Regions from separate parts of the Mus musculus genome. Here region 1 is linked to region 2. The links are chromatin loops, found by intact Hi-C in ENCODE. Cell type or tissue: heart. All regions are shown on one strand. Each heading gives the region's core, and the rest is flanking DNA. Links, peaks and the distances in the headings are about the cores only.

Evidence for each region. A loop is a pair of places that touch in the nucleus more often than their neighbours do. Peaks named below come from ENCODE experiments on the same cell type or tissue, not always from the same donor. Only the 100,000 strongest peaks of a DNase experiment are listed, where the experiment ranks them.
Region 1: a loop joins it to region 2, with 2.7 times the contacts of the local background. A loop is called at or near these places in 4 of 42 quality-filtered maps.

Annotation. Positions count from the first base shown.
Region 1 is chr4:46,004,268-46,012,593 of GRCm38, forward strand. Tdrd7 (tudor domain containing 7) reads left to right here. Exons shown (of 17, transcript NM_146142.2): 7 at 850-1,433; 8 at 3,188-3,374; 9 at 6,523-6,634. Among named protein-coding and RNA genes, the nearest start is that of Gm52728, 9.6 kb to the left of the region's middle. In heart, for the core only: a CTCF peak has its summit at 4,291; a DNase peak (open chromatin) is centred at 4,084; H3K27ac peaks cover 849 bases.
Region 2 is chr4:45,938,432-45,946,757 of GRCm38, forward strand. It overlaps Ccdc180 (coiled-coil domain containing 180), which reads left to right. Exons shown (of 38, transcript NM_198660.2): 31 at 2,479-2,545; 32 at 3,352-3,493; 33 at 5,907-6,067; 34 at 6,510-6,647; 35 at 7,771-7,882. Among named protein-coding and RNA genes, the nearest start is that of Tdrd7, 30 kb to the right of the region's middle. In heart, for the core only: a CTCF peak has its summit at 3,495 (motif pointing right); a DNase peak (open chromatin) is centred at 3,520; H3K4me3 peaks cover 221 bases.

The sequences.
Region 1 (8,326 bases), core at 267-8,266, 66 kb after region 2:
TGCAGAGCTGCATGATGGCCACCTGTCCTGTCCTGACTCACAGACAAAGCAGCCTTGGGTTACATACGCCAGGGAGGCTGGATGCACACCTAATCCCATAGGATGTTCACTGTGAAATGACTCTGCTGATTGGTCAGCCATTTAAGCTGTGAAAGTCAGTCTTAGCTCATAAGTATAAAGTGCAGAGGGCCAGTCCTCTTCTGTCAGTAGAAAGGCTTAGCAATGGAGGACAGCAGTGTCACCAGTTCTCCGGATCCTCTCAGGCATGTACAGTCGGAGACTGGTTGCCATCTGATGCGAGGTATTTTCCCCACTAGCTCGTTAAGATGGCAGTGTTTTCGGTTATGTGTGTGCTGTGGTGATTGCTCACACTGCTTTACCTCTGGGGCATCATTTCTGAAGATTCCCACACTGAAAGCTGTGAGTTTCTCAGGACGCTGTAGGAAGGAAGGTAGCACCCCTATTCCTACCTGTGCGTAACTATTCCACCGTTCCTCTCCGTGGTGTGTGTGTTCCTGACATAGAGAGCTTCATCTCACCCTGGGTCCCGTGTATTTTGCAAACTTCGCTCTGGATTTAGCAGAGAAACATTGACAGGGCAGAAGCCTCATGATCCCCTGGGCTCTATCTTAACTATCTTCTGAGTGCCTTTTCTTCCCTGATTGTCTCTGGACTCTTGCTCATGGCATCTGTCAGGTGATGCATCTTTGTAGTTAAGAAGAATAACATGTACACTTTTTCACATTATGAAATTAAAAACAGTCCTCTGTCAAATGTAAAATAATTTGTGTTTTTAAGGTTTTCTTACCCACTGAAATGTTTGTCATTGGCTCTCTTTAAATATTTCAGGTGGAAAAACCTTGTGGTGGTGGTCAAGATTCACTTCTTTATCCTGCCAGGAGAGAGCAGCCCCTGAAAAGTGACCAGGACCCTGAGAAGGAGCTCCCACCTCCACCTCCTGCTCCCAAGCAGGAGGTTCCATCCCAAGGGAGCCCAGCAGTGATGCCAGATGTCAAGGAGAAAGTGGCAGAACTGCTGGGCAAGTACTCAAGTGGCCTTTGGGCAAGTGCGCTCCCCAAAGCATTTGAGGACATGTACAAAGTCAAGTTCCCTGAGGATGCCTTAAAAAATCTCGCCTCGCTCTCTGATGTGTGCACCATAAACTACATTTCTGGAAACACCCAGAAGGCAATTCTCTATGCGAAACTCCCATTGCCCACTGACAAGATCTTAAAGGATGAAGGGCAGGCACAAGGAGATTTTGACATCAAGTCGATGATTGAACAAGAGTATTTGCAGATAGAAAAAAACATGGCTGAAAGTGCTGATGAGTTTCTGGAGGACATAACTGTGCCGCCTCTGGTAATTCCTACCGAGGCCTCACCGTCTGTGTTGGTGGTTGAGCTGAGCAACACAAATGATGTGGTTATCAGGCAAGTTGGCATTTCTAGTTGTTCCGAGCTGTGCAGTGTTGTCACATGACCACTCCTGGCATGGATGCTGTGGAGGGAAGGAAGAGCAGCATCCTCAGGAGTCACAGTGAAGTGCAGGAGTGTGCTCACGTTTGTAAAAGGCCCAGCGTCCTTAGGAGAAATGATGGTTAATAGTTTTAAATGGGAATGATAATATGAACTTGGTAAAAGTTGTGTCATAAGCATCATGGCAACTGTGTCAGAAACATCAGCCTGGCCCCTTCAGGCCAGGTGATGCCGTCAGATCTAGGACTGTTGTGGCAGCCCTAAAAGGTCAGGGTAGCGAATTTCATCATACACTCAGATTAGCCAGTGGACCTAGAGCTGCCCTGCTGCCCTGAGCTTTTGGATGCCATTCTAAGAGATGTGTAGCTGTCACTGATGTGGCTAATGACAGCCTGAATTGACACTGAAGCACTGGATTACCATCCAGTGTGGAGCTGTGGCTGGGGAGAGGGAGAGAACATTGAAACAGAAAGCATCCAGGACCCTTCACCCCAAATGGCCCTCTGGTTTGTGCAGCCCAAGACCTATAGATAAACTAGAAAAGCACAGAGAATACCCAAACTAGATCCTTCCAGAAGGAAGAGCTTGAGAGCATTAAAGCAAGTGGTGGCCCAGCTGACACTATGAAGCCTGCCTAGTCTCCTGCTCTGCCACTAAGAAGGATCTTTAGAGGGACTTTGGCTTACATGGGGTTTTAGATGCAGCTTTGTATCGGTCACATACTGAGGATGGTCTGTGCAGATTCTCGGTCCCTGTGCTCAGGTAATTTGGAGACAGTGTATGAGCCTATACTGGGTACTGCCCACACTCACCTAGCTGTAGCACCAGCCCTTGTCCTCACTTGTGAGTGGAGCCATCCTTCTCTACTGGCTGCTGCAACTCCTGGATGCCTCTCCACATTTACTCAGTTGTCACCTAAGTTCAAGCCCCCGAGCCCCATGTCTCAAAGACTGGAACCCAATGCAAGACTGACTCCAGCCTCTCCTGAACACTTGCAACACACAGCAAATGTAGACGATGGATCTTGACAAAGTCTAACCCATTCAGGGATGAAGACTACACATCTTAAATTAGCTAGTTTCCAAAGAGTCATTCTTTGCATTGTGTGTGAAATGTCTTTGTAGCTTCCCTTTCTCTCTAGTAACAGGTAGGTTGGCTGGGCCATCTTCTGTCCTGCAGATAGTTACCAAGACCATGTGGAGCAATTTCTTAGAGTTTTCTCAAATCACCAGAGGCTCTGGGTAAAAACTGGAGAAATATAAGGACAAGGGCTCCTCTGCCTCCTCCCTCACCTTGGCCAGGTGATTTGAGGTCTCTTCGAGCTGCAAGCTTCATCCTGTAGCAGAAGTGTTGTCATTTCATGAGATGCAGCCTCACCAGGGTAAAGCCATCTGCCAGATCAAAGCAGCCTCATTCAAACCTGGAAGGGCTTATGGGAGCCCCTGTGGTGTTTCCACACACCTTCCATCTCCTGTCCTGGGCTCTCTTGCACCCTGCTTCTTCCTGGGGCCTCCAATGCCTGCTTCTCCTCTGCTGTTCTCAGGGCTGTCACACATCGTCACACTGGGCAGTGGGCGCCATAGTCCTATCTCCCTGTACTGAGAATGATGTTCCCTGAGCACAGTTCCTTCCCCTGCTGGGGTGAGCAGCTGTGAGCCTGGAACCCTGGGGTTTACTCACCCTGACTGTTGCTCCTCTCACCATTACAGGTATGTAGGCAAAGACTACTCAGCTGCTCAGGAACTGATGGAGGATGAGATGAAGGAGTTTTACAGTAAGAACCCCAGAGTCACACCGATCCAGACTGTGCACGTGGGGCAGCTGCTGGCAGTCAATGCAGAGGAGGATGCCTGGTTGCGAGCACAGATCATTTCCACGGATGAGAACAAGATAAAGGCAAGCTCAGTTTTGTTAGCATGAGGTAGATACGTTACAAGTTTTCAGATGTGATTGTTGTTTATTGTTCTTTCAAATCCAGTGTGACTTTCACCAGAAATTCCAAGTAGTGCCTGTGAAAGACTATCCCTTGTTAGCTCTTATACCAGTGGTAGTTATGATATCTCAGTTTCTTAAAGTCACAGAGTAAATGAAGTTCTCTGTGAGGGGCAGACTCAGATCTTATCAGAAGGGTGTTTCCCCACTCCTGGCACTGAGCAGCTCCATAAGCAGCTTCAAGCAGGCCTTCTCTGAAGAAGCAGCCACAGCAGAGAGCTGCCATTCTTCCTCCCTGTCTTAGCCTGAGCTGGGCTCATGCATCAGCAGGCTTTAGTACTTTGGGCAGCATCCTGTCTTGGTGATCAGCCTCTGCCCCTTTGCGTTGTACCTTCCATGAGGAGCCCAAGGATCAAGACTCCGTCCACAGGCTCAGTTTCCTTGAGAATTGTGTCCTTTTAAGCCTTAGAGCTCCCCAGACAGGGAGAAAAGTTGCTGAGCCATGGTGGGCTGCTGGCTTGGTGGCCACCTGAATATGTCACTTCTCCCTTTTTGCAAGCATGCTGTGAGTGACAGTCCTGTGTCCGGTGTCTCCCAGGCAGAGGACTGCTGCTTTTTGACATGGAGGCAAAGGAGCATAGGCCAATCACCAGGACAGGATGTGGCCGGAAGTCTTGGGGCCTACAGATGGGGCAGGACCTAAGAGGATTGAGAGTAACTCTGGGCGCAGTCCAACTCAAGCTAAGACAATGAGAGGAAGAACAGTAGCTCTCTGCTGAGACTGCTTCCTCAGGGAAGGCCTGCTTGAAGCTGCTCAAGTCTTCTTAGTCTCTTATGATATCCCTGGCAGCTAGGAGAAGTGTACAGGCACTCAGGTGGCACAGAGACCTGTGGTCACTTGATGGTGCCAGAGAACCAGAAATGGAAGCCCCAAGTGCCTGCTCACTGATTGCTATGGCAGCCTGAGATGCTTGCTCTGCTCTCCTGTAGCAAGGCACACGGGGTGAGGTGGCTGAGGCATACGGGCACATCCAAGGATGAGGGGTTTGTGAATTGTGATTGTCATATGTGTTATTAGCTGGGCCTGGTGCTGCAGCTCTGTAATCCAGCTACTTGGGAGGCAGAGGCAGGAGAAGCACAATTTCAAGGCCAACTTAGGCAACAACTTAGTAGGAACCTGTCTTAGAAAGTTACAGGATGTAGCTCAGTGGTTAAAGCACTTGTCTAGCATACATTAGGCCTTACGTCCAACCTCCAGTACCACAGAAGAAACAAAAATTTACCACTACTACCATAGCAATAGATGCAGCAGGCAAGTCAGTAAAGAAGTCAGCTGCAGACATAAACCCTGTGAAGACTTCGGAGTGGTCCTGCCGTAGCCTCTTGCTGGGCTAACAGTACAGCTTCACCTGCTCTGGAGTCTGGGTCTCACACTGCTTCTCATCATCAGCATATATAACATGGGTCCAGGAGGAGCACATCCAAGATTCAGGTGTAGACTGCTGTTCATGAAATTGAAACGTTTGCCTGAGTCTTGAGGCTTGTGAGAGGGGAAGAAATTGTGTGGACATGATGGACTAGAACTTTGGCATGGCCAGTGGTCTGGGTCCAGGCAGCAGAGAGTCCAGTATTGTTTCCTAAGGTGAGTCTTTGCCTCAGCAACCAGGCACACTCACCACATAGTCAGGGGAGTTGGAGGGCTCTCTGCCTTTCTTCTTCCTCAGACTCTGCCATGGAGGAATTGATCTTTATTTCCTGCTGGTGCCTGTGTCTTATTTTCTTCAAAAGACACAGGGACCTGTCTCTGTTGACTGGTATTTTCCAGGCAGTACTGCCTGCCTTTTGTTATTTGCTTTGTATTTTAGGTTTCCAATAGTACCAGATTCTTAGTTACTCTAAATCTAGGATAATAAAACGTAATGTTTCTAGTTGCCAAGAAAAAAAAAAAGCTTTCATAGCTTGGGAGACAGGCAGGCAGATCTCCAACCTGGCCTACATAAAGAGTCCCAGGCAAGGCAGGACTGCATAGTGAGCCCTTGTTAAAGAGAGGTGGGAGATTTTGTGGTCTTTAGGTCTTGGTGTGCTGCAAAAGTCATCTCTGTGTTAATGGTATGTGTTCAAGTCTCATTTCTGTAGCTATACTAAAGTATCCTGAGAAGAGGCGACTCAGGAGAAAGGGCTTACTCAGGATGCAGTTCTTCACTACATGAGATTTAAGTCTGGAACTAAGAGCAGTCAGTCCCATCTGCAGCAAGAGCAGGGAGAAACGAATGCACCCGTGCTTGGTGCTCAGTTTACTATACAGTCCTCTACTATATAGTCCAGGGCCCCAAACCAGGACATGTTGTTGCCCACTTTGAGCCTAGGTCTTCCTGTATTAATTGAGACTGTTAAGCTAGTCCTCCACAGATATTATACAGCTGTAGCACTGATGCTGATCTAAACTCACTGAGACTTCCCAGATGATTCTGGGTTATGTCCAGCTAACAGACTAAGAGTTAAGAGTATACCTGGGAGCTGGGGCCTCGGCCAAACTGAATGAAGATATAATCTAGCTTTGTGAACTTGAAGAAAAAATTTGGTTTCTCCCCTTTTTTAAAAAATAGAATTGTATGTTGTCCAGACTGATGTCACTGTTGTCCCTGACCAAAGCATCTCATCCCCTAGTACCACAGTGGCCAAGAGAGCAGGCTGTCATAGGTGCTGTTTTGGGGTTCTAACATCTGGCCAGTATCACAGGACTGATGAGCTCCTGGAAACAGCTGCTGTCCCTCAGAACAAGGAAGACTCCTAGCAGGAAGGATAAAGACAGGGAGAGGCCAGACAGCAGCAGAGGTGACCTTGGCAAGGCCCCAGAGCCTATTCTGCCTTGGTCTTATTATTCTGGTTGACTAAGGGGTAAGGTAGCAGACAAGGGCCTGAAATATGGGACCCTGAGGCCCAGCCTTTTGTCATCTGGGGTGCATCGGGGAGCCTTTTCTTTAGCTGTGGGAGAGCTGAGATGCCGCGTGATGACTATGGAATAAGACAGATCCAGTTGGATATATTAAGGTCTTAAACTAAGGCTAAGGACTTTTGAGTGTAGATGTGATAGGCTTTGCTCTCCCCTTAGGTGTGCTATGTTGACTATGGCTTTTGTGAAAACATTGAGAAGAGTAAAGCGTACAGACTGAACCCACGGTTCTGCTCGCTTTCCTTTCAAGCCACCAAGTGCAAGCTGGCAGGTAAGGGGCCGTCTTAGAAATCCTTTCAACACTGTACTCTTCGCTGTTGAATTTGGAAATGCTCTTGGTGCCTCAAGTGTTACACTTTCTTTCCCTCTGCCCTTCCGTTTGTTTGTTTGTTTGTTTGTTAGTTTTGTTAGTTGCTTTAGGTGAAGTCATACTATGTAGACCAGACTGGCCTTGAACTTAAACTCCTCCTACCTCACTTCCTCAGTGCTGACTTCCAGGTGTGGGCTGTCACACCCAGCTCATAATGTGTTTTTCTTGAAAGTTCTGTGAATAAATTCACACAATGTTCTTAATAAGATGTAGTAATAATGAAAGTGTTTATTGTCACATTGATTATGTAAAACATAGCTCATTTTATTGTATTGTAAAAAGTTTATCTAGCCATTTGAATGGCTTAAGTTTATTTTGTTTTGTTGTAGTAAGAGCCTAAATGACTCTGTAGCATGGGATTCACCCTGCTAGGTCCTGTCACTTCAGAGATAGGACCCTCAGCCTTCTCCACGGAAACAGGTGTGCAGATACACTCTGGTAGCAAACCCTTGTGCACCCAGACGAGCTGCGCTGTGGGTTGTCTGGTTCTTGTGCCTTTCCTCTTTACAGAAGCATGGGAATTTGTCCTTGTGCATGGCAGTAGGGGGAAGCTAACAGCGGGCCTGTGAGATGGATGGAAAGAGGCTTACACTTAACTCTAAAGGGATCACACTTTTTCTAAATTTTATGTATACACACACACACACACACACACAATGTATGTATGCCCATGAATACATGCTCCTGTGGAGATCAGAGGCATCAGATACTCTGTAGCTGGAGTTTCAGGTGGTTGTGAGCCTCCTAAAGTGGGTTCTAGGAAGCAAACTCAGGTCCCCTGGAAGGGTGGAGAACATTGGTAACCACTAAGCCATCTCTCTAGCCCTGAGATCGTTACATGAAAATGAGCCCTCTGCAGAAATTCCCCTTAAGCTGAGTATGGCAACCCACACCTGTGATGTGTCAGCATTTAAGAATAGAAGATGACAAATTGGAGGCCAGCCTGGGCTACATAGTCAGTTCCAGGTCAATGTGGGCTTATAGAATGAGACCTTGTCTCAATGAATGAAAGGGGGGGGGAGGAGAGGAGAGGGAGGGGAATTGAGCGGAGGGAGACAGACAGAGAGACAGAGACAGAGACAGAGACAGAGACTAGTGTCCCCACCAGCAAGAGTGAATCTTTGTCTCTGAAGGGCCTGACTCTGAAATAAGCCCAACGAGCTCTTAAGAGCCAATCATAGATTGTGGAATTGGTTTGAAAGGAATATATCACAATTGCAGAACAGGAGTCCAGATGCTGAGGTAAAAGGTACGAGCAGAGTCCCAGCACTAATCTTGAGAATGGACAGGGCAGAGGTCTGCCTTATAGCTTACACTCAAAGAGAAAAGTAGACAGAGGCACTGAAGTCCCATACAGAAATGGTGTTCTCATTTTAATTAGCTTAGTAGATGGACTTAAGAGTTGCCATATGTGTAAAATATTGAATTCCAATTGTCAGAGAACTGAAAGAGATTAATAATACTGCGCCTGAGCCTGTGGTGGCTGAAGCATCAGTCTCTTGATGAATCTATCTGTGGTGTCCTCAGGGTCAGGGGTAAATAGGAGGAGAAGGCGGAGGAGAGGGAGTGCTTCCGTTTTCAGTTATATAATAA
Region 2 (8,326 bases), core at 309-8,308:
TTACCTCACTCAGGATGATGCCCTCCAGGTCCATCCATTTGCCTAGGAATTTCATAAATTCATTCTTTTTAATAGCTGAGTAGTACTCCATTGTGTAAATGTACCACATTTTTTGTATCCATTCCTCTGTTGAGGGGCATCTGGGTTCTTTCCAGCTTCTGGCTATTATAAATAAGGCTGCTATGAACATAGTGGAGCATGTGTCCTTCTTACCGGTTGGGACATCTTCTGGATATATGCCCAGGAGAGGTATTGCGGGATCCTCCGGTAGTACTATGTCCAATTTTCTGAGGAATCACCAGACTGATTTTCGGAGTGGTTGTACAAGCTTGCAATCCCACCAACAATGGAGGAGTGTTCCTCTTTCTCCACATCCTCGCCAGCATCTGCTGTTACCTGAATTTTTGATCTTAGCCATTCTGACTGGTGTGAGGTGGAATCTCAGGGTTGTTTTGATTTGCATTTCCCTGATGATTAAGGATGTTGAACATTTTTTCGGGTGCTTATCAGCCATTTGGTATTCCTCAGGTGAGAATTCTTTGTTCAGCTCTGAGCCCCATTTTTAATGGGGTTATTTGATTTTCTGGAGCCCACCTTCTTGAGTTCTTTATATATATTGGATATTAGCCCCCTATCCAATTTGGAATAGGTAAAGATCCTTTCCCAATCTGTTGGTGGTCTTTTTGTCTTATTGACGGTGTCTTTTGCCTTGCAGAAGCTTTGCAATTTTATGAGGTCCCATTTATCGATTCTCGATCTTACAGCACAAGCCATTGCTGTTCTATTCAGGAATTTTTCCCCTGTACCCATATCTTCGAGGCTTTTCCCTACTTTCTCCTCTATAAGTTTCAGTGTCTCCGGTTTTATGTGGAGTTCCTTTTATTAGTAGTACTAGAGAGTGGTTGTGAATGTGGGCCCGTGTATTTCACCGCGTGTGCCACCGAGTGTGTGTGTGTGTGTGTGTGTGTGTGTGTGTGTGTATGTGTAAGTCAGAGAACAAGTTTCAGGAGTTGGTTCTTTCCTGCCTTCTTTGGCAGGGTCTCTCATCTTGTTTCTGCTGTGTCCCGTCACTTCCTCCCATCTCATGATAGGAATGCTGGGGTTATAGCCTGGCACTTCATCTGGCTTTTTGTTTCCCTACATGGGATTGTGGGATCATGGGATCAGGTCTCGGGCTTTCTCTGCAATCACTTTTACCCGGGAGCCCTCTCTCTAGCTTTGGCTTACTGTTCACAATCTCTCTCTCTCTCTCTCTCTCTCTCTCTCTCTCTCTCTCTCTCTCTCTCTCTTCCTCAAATTGTTATTGTTTTTAGACAAGATTTCAGTAGTTCAAGCTGGCCTGGAACCCAAAGGTAGCCACAGCTGACCTTGACCTTGTAGTCTCATACTCCTGTCTTTGCCTCCTGCTGGAATTATAGGTGTGGTCTATCACGACCAGTTTGTTCTTTTCTCAGTGAGTACAGGGGACCAACCAGTGCAGGGGCCACCAGGCCACCAGGGCCTCTGATGAATACCACTCCTGTCTTAGTGTTTTACTTCTGTGAACAGACACCATGACCAAGGCAACTCTTATAAGGACAACATTAATTGGGGCTGGCTTATAGGTTCAGAGGTTCAGTCCATTATCATCAAGGCAGGAGCATGGCAGCATCCAGGCAGGCATGGTGCAGGAGGAGCTGAGAGTTCTACATCTTCATCTGAAGGCAAACAGAAGAAGACTGGCTCCCAGGCAGCCAGGAGGAATGTCCCTCAAAGCCAGCCCTCCACCCCCAGTGACACACTTCCTCCAACAAGGCCACACCTCCTAATAGTGCTGCTCCTGGGCCAAGCATATTCAACGTCACTCTATATCCAGGGTTAGAACTTGGGCACACTAAGATGCTTCCACCAAGTTGATTGGTGCAGATAGGCACTCATAAGTGGGGACTGTGTGTGGTCGAGAGCTCCATGGAGCAGGCACTCAGGGGAAACGTGTTCATCTTTACAGAAGCAAGAAGGAAGTGTTTGATTAGCTACTGTGCAAAATCCCTAGTTAGAGGTCCACTAGCTATTTCTGATTAGTTAAGGTTAAGTTTCATTTTTGTAGCCATCCACACATTCTGACCTCATGCAGGAAACTCCGGGACCAGACATATGTCTGTCTTATAATCTCCCAATCAGTGTCTTAAGTCCTTGGTAGATTTTACAGTCTGCTAAAAGAGACAGAGAGATTAATCAGCCAGTCAAACCAATCAATCCCCAAACCGCCGATCAGAGTGCGTCAGATGAGCTGAGTATCAGAATCAGGCAGAGTTAGGAACTGAGGAAGAAAAGGAACAAAGGATAAATGAGGATTGTGCTGTTCAAAGGGCAGTATTCCATAGTTACGATGAGTGACAGGGTTAGAATTGAACACTTCACATACTCTGTTGCTTGGTTTTGTCTACCTCGGTGCATGCAGAAGAGATGACTCACAGATCTGCCTTGTTGGTGTTGCAGGGATTTTAAAGGCATCATCCTGAATCTCCTGTGGGAGAGCAATGAGCACCTGATGGTCGTGGTGGAGGTGAGAGCCACTGCCCTCAGGCCCTGGCCTATCCTGGAAGCCCCCTCCAGCCCTCTCCACCCCTACCCCCATGCAGTCTGTTGAGCAGGCCACTCTACGATTCCAGTTCAGGACCTTGAACCTGTTGTCTGTTTGATTTGTTATTTTTGTTTTGTTTTTAACTTTTTCTCCTCTTGGTTTGTTTGTTTGTCTATTTATTTATTTATTTATTTATTTTGGTTTTTTCGAGACAGGGTTTCTCTGCGTAGCCCTGGCTGTCCTGGAACTCACTTTGTAGACCAGGCTGGCCTTGAACTCAGAAATCTGCCTGCCTCTGCCTCCCAAGTGCTGGGATTAAAGGCATGCGCCACCACTGCCCAGCTTAACTTTCCCTCTTGCACACTAAACATCGTTCATCAGTGTGGCATTTATTCATTTACTTAAGCTGCCAGCAAACATTCTTGGACAAAGTTTGTGTGTCAGTTAAAGAATATGCCAAGAGGAACAAACCCAACCTTGCCCCCAAGGGCCCCCACGGGCTGGGTTCTGCCAGGCAGGGCTCATCTGTCTTTGTGGTCACATCCTGTTGCTTTCTAGTGAACACACAGCGTTGTTCCAGTTTGAAACGCTATGGACTCGGGTCTCTAGAGTTAGGTAGGGGTTTGCTATCCACTCATTCAGGAATTCAACGTAATCTGTTTGTAGCCACGCTAGGTGGGCCTAGCACACAGAGAAGGTCACGCCAGCAGAGGGCGAGTACATAAAGACTCAGAGGTGTGGATCAGGATAGACCAATGGGGCCACACATGGTCACCTCTCTCTGGCAGGATTTTTACCGTAAAGAGAAACGCCCAGTCACAAGGCCTGAATGCATGTATGAGAGCTTTGACCAGTGCGCCGACCACATCAGCAGGAAGATCCTAGAATATCACCGTCAGGCGGACGAGTACCACAACTCCTGCCTTCTGGGTAAGTGCAGTTATGCCGGGAGGCCAGCAGAGGGAGCATTGGAGTAGTTATGGCGGGGAACCCAGGGTGGGCCTGAGCCCACCTTCCCCTCTGACTCAGAGGAGTCAGGAATAGCCCTGTAAAAAGTCAACCTCTTGGAGTTAAGAGAACGCCACTGTTAACTTTAAGTGAGTTGAAAAGAAAGAAAGAAAGAAAGAAAGAAAGAAAGAAAGAAAGAAAGAAAGAAAGAAAGAAAGAGAGAAAGAAAAGAAAGGAAGGAAGGAAGAAAGAAAAAAAGAAAAGAAAAGAAAAGAAAGAAAGAAAGAAAGAAAGAAAGGAAAGAAGGAAGGAAGGAAGGAAGGAAGGAAAGGAAAGAAAGAAAAGAAAGAAAGAGAGAGAGAGAAAGAAAAGAAAGGAAGGAAGGAAAAAAGGAAGGAAGGAAAGAAAGAAAAGAAAGAAAGAAAGAAAGGAAGGAAGGAAGGAAGGAAGAAAGGAAAGAAGGAAGGAAGGAAAGAAAGAAAAGAAAGAAAGAAAGAAAAGAAACAAGGAAAAAGGCTAGAGTTTCATTGTTTTTTCAGGAACATTGTTGGTTTTCCACTTTGTTTCTGTTCACCCATGAAGTGTATGTTCAGTGGCTTTCAGTTCATTTCTAGAGTTGGAGGACTGTCATTGCTGTCAATGTTAACCCCCATCAACCTATCCCCTCCCAGACCCAAGCAGCTGTCTGTAATTCCTTGAGAATGGATTCGTGTGGCCCTTTCTGACTGTCTTCTTTAGTTTTATGGAATGTTTTGAGGCATGCTGTGGGTTGTTTGATACCTCTGGGCATATCGATCTCACTTTCTTGATCTCTACAGTATGATTTCAGAGGTAGCAGGGGGAGGTATGTCGGAGATGGGGGGATCAGGAGGCACCCAGACCTGGGGTCAAAACTCAGGCCTGTTATCTGCCAGCTGTGCAACTTTGGCAAGGTGATTCTACCTCTCTGAGCCTCCGTTTTCTTGTCTGTAAGCCAAGGAAGGCTTCTTTGGTGATTAACCCCTCACAGAGAATGACCGGACATAGCCCGTGACTGTAGAATAGGTAAAATCCAAGCCATAGACTACATCTTCCAGCAAGCTCTGAGGGAGCCCAATCTCTATGGTTATCCCCGAAGTAAAGGCACTGAGGCCAGGTGTTCTTGGGAAGTACCATGGACTGTGTTCCTCTTGTAGATGTCTAATCTGCTGGTGGAAACTTCTGTCCCCTTTTTTGCAGCAGCCCAGCACCCTCTCTGTATCCTATTGAGGACATAGAAATCATCAGATTTTTGGTATAAAGTATGGTATTTGGGGCATACAATATTTTAAAGTGTTGTAAGTATGAGACACACAAAAGCCAAAAATCAAATGGGAATAGGAACTATGATAAACAGAGCAGAGACCCCGACTGCTGCCTGACACCCATGGGACCCGGAGCCTCCTCTTCCATAGTCAGGGCATTGGGAATAGGAGACACATGCCAAGACCATCCAGTGTGGGATGTTCCGAGTGAAGCTGAGACTACACAGGGCTCTCCCTGCCTTTGCCTCCGCCCTCAAGCTCCCACAGATGAAGTTCCCAAAGTTCTCCCTGTGATTGCAAAGCACTCGGAGCCAGAGGCACAGAACAAGAAGATCTCAGACCCCGAAGGAACACCAGAGACAGCTAGTTGTGCGTGGTAGTACACAGTTTTGATTCCAGCACCGGGAAGGCAGGGTTTCAAAGTCAAGGCTAGCCTGGGCTACACAGTAAGACTGGAGGAAGAATTTTAAAAGAGGTAGAAGGGGATGGAGGGGGAAGAGCAGGAGAGAGGAAGTGGGAGGGGTCAGGAGTGAAACACCAGGCACAGGATACAAGATGATGCGCTTGTAGCGAGAGGAAAGAGGACATTGGAAACGCAAGGATGAAGATCCTACAAAAATGACAGATTTGATACCAAAGAGAACGAAGTAGAACTTCTAAAAAGGAAACATCAAGAGCTGACAACTTAAAATGATGAATGGGTGTTCGCCCAGGTGATGCGTAGCTGAATGTGGAGTTAGTGAGCTGGAGGGCAGATGCAGAGGGGAACTATCCAGCAAGACAGGGAGATGAAGACCTGAGAAGTAAAGAGTCAGGCGTGAAAGAGTAGGTCTCAGCACGTGTCATCCGGAGGTGCAGGAGAGGGAGACAAGGTCAAGGCAGTGCCTGAAGAGGTCATAGATGGGAACTTGCCCATGACGATACACACAACACATTTTAAGCACACAGAGAATCCCTCTGAATTTCCTATCTTGGCCTGCCTGCGGAGCTCCTTTGGTTGGAATAGGTCTTATCCCACCAGAGACCCATGTTTTCTCCCTTTGTTAGAGACATGGCCGCAGCAACTTCCATCTCCCCTGTCCATCCCTGATCCCTCCCCTCGATTCCTGCAGAGTTGCGTGCCCAGGTGAGGAGGTTTGAGGAGCTGCTGCCCCAGGTGTGCTGGCTGGTGACGGAGAACTACAAGGAACAGCACTGGGGCAAGTTTTGCGCATCTCTGAAGGAGGTCCAGGAGCAGTTTGAGCAGCAGCAGAAGCAGCTAGAGCTGGAGAAGGTGAAGGTCACAGGGCCAGGGGTGCAGGGAGTTGAGATTGGAGACAGGTCACGAGCAAGGCTGCTGGGGACAGGGATGCTGGCAAATTCGTAGCTAAGCCAACACTCATCGGCAGAAGGCACTCCCCAAACTCTGGGCCGTATGTGAAATCTTTGATAGGGCCTCGGTCATTGATATCAACAACAGTTGGACCGTTTTCCTTGGTGCGGTGGGATATGATTGGTGCTGTTTATTGTCTAAAGGTCCAGATGGTGCTGGAGCAGGTACTCAGCTCCCCTGCTTTCCAACCCTCTGAGTACCAACCACACTCCTACCTTCCCACACTCAGATCACACTCATAGGACATACCTGTCTGCATGTGGCCCTAGCTGACAGACGACATCCGTCCTGATTTCAAGTCTGGGTCGAAATCTCTGCTCATTTCTGCCTTGTTTGATTGAAGGATGAAAATGCTCGGAAGCTCCATCCAAATCTTGGCCACCCCACATACATCAGTCAAATGGAGTCACTACAAATGGCGGAGGAGCTGAGGCAGCAGGAGCTGAACCGGATGATCCACGAGAACCAGGAGAAGATGGAGGTGAGGGTTGCCATTCGGTCTCCACCCCAGGTGCTCAGGGCCATGCCGCCCTTCAGAGAGCTAGGCCTGATGGTTAGTACCCGATCGTGTGTTTGTTTGAGACAGGGACTCTCTCTATAAGTCCTGGCCGTCCTAGAACTTGCCAAGTAGACCAGGCTGGCCTAGAACTCACAGAGTGCCTCCCAAGTGCTAGGATTAAAGGCAAGGGACACCACACTTGGCCGTACTTTGATTTTAAATTATTTACAAAAACTAGTAATGACTGTTTTCTTCAAGATCCATACCTACTTTTATTTTCTGTTTGGTGAGTTCTCTGTGTTTGTACCTTGGCCATTTCTGAAGTGTGTGGGTATGTGTTCGTGTGTGTGTGAGTTCACGTGTGTGTGTGTGTTCACGTGTGTGTGTTCGTGTGTGTGTTCACATATGTGTGTGTGGTGTGTGTTCGTGTGTGTGTGTTCACATGTGTGTGTGGTGTGTGTGTTCACATATGTGTGTGTGTTCATATGTGTGTGTGTGTTCATGTGTGTGTTTGTGTGTGTGTTCACATATGTGTGTGTGTGTGGTGTGTGTGTGTTTGTGTGTGTGTTCATGTGTGTGTGTTCGTGTGTGTGTGTGTGTGTGTGTGTGTGTGTGTGTATGGTAGGGGGACATCCATGTGAACACATGCATGTCCATATGGAAGGCTGATGTCAGTGGAGGGTGTTGTTCTTCAAGAACAGTCACCCTGCTTTATGAGACAAGGTCTCTCACTAAACCTGGACTCTAGACTAGGCCAGAGAGCCGCAGGAACCCTGTCTCTGCTTCCCCAGTGCTGGGATTTGTGGGGGCACATACCATCGTACCCAGCTCTTTTTGTGAGTGTGGGAATTGAACTCAGGTTTTCATGCTTTGATGGCGAGTACTTAACCCACTGGGATGTTTCTCTAACTCCTCCGAATCCTTTCTTAGTTTCAAACCAGATCAGATGTTGGGAGAGATCTCTGGGCTCCAAGGACCAGTGCAGCTGTTCACACGATGTTGGGGTTGCCTCACCCGTTGGCTCTCCCTGGAGTCGTTCTACCCACCTCCTGCTAGCCTGGTAGTGGCTTGTTTCTGAAGTCCATTTTCACTCTGTTTCTTCCAGGAATTTGCCAAGAAGTATGCCCGCTTCTTCATATCAAATTTGGCCTCCTTCACAGAGAGGTTTCTGATGCAGCTGGATGAAGTGATTACCATAGATGACATCCAGGTCCCACGTACGTGGCACATCAGCCTCAGGCCGTGGCCCTAAGGGGTCACAAGGCGTACGGGGGTTGGGGCTTAGGGGTGTCTGCTGTCCCTCAGTCAGGGTGAAAGCATTTTCTTCAGTGAGCGGTGTTCTGGCCCCAGAATGATGTACAATAGCCACACTCATAGCTTTGAGTATATACCAAGCCAAAGTAGCAAGGTAAATAGCAGCTTGCAGGTAGTTCAATAGACAGATAGCAAAACATCATCACACAGAGCTCAAAACATCCAGCTGGGGAAGCCCCACTGAGGCACTCATCTGGAGCTTCTGATGGGTGATCCTGGACAGGGCAGGGCATCTCCTCAGCTGAGGCTTCCGTTACCAAACTTGGAAGTTACAATCTGTTCCCCCAAGTCAGATCTTGCCTCCTGTCCTCAGTCAGCCACTAAACTAAGTGAAAAGCAGAAAAAGG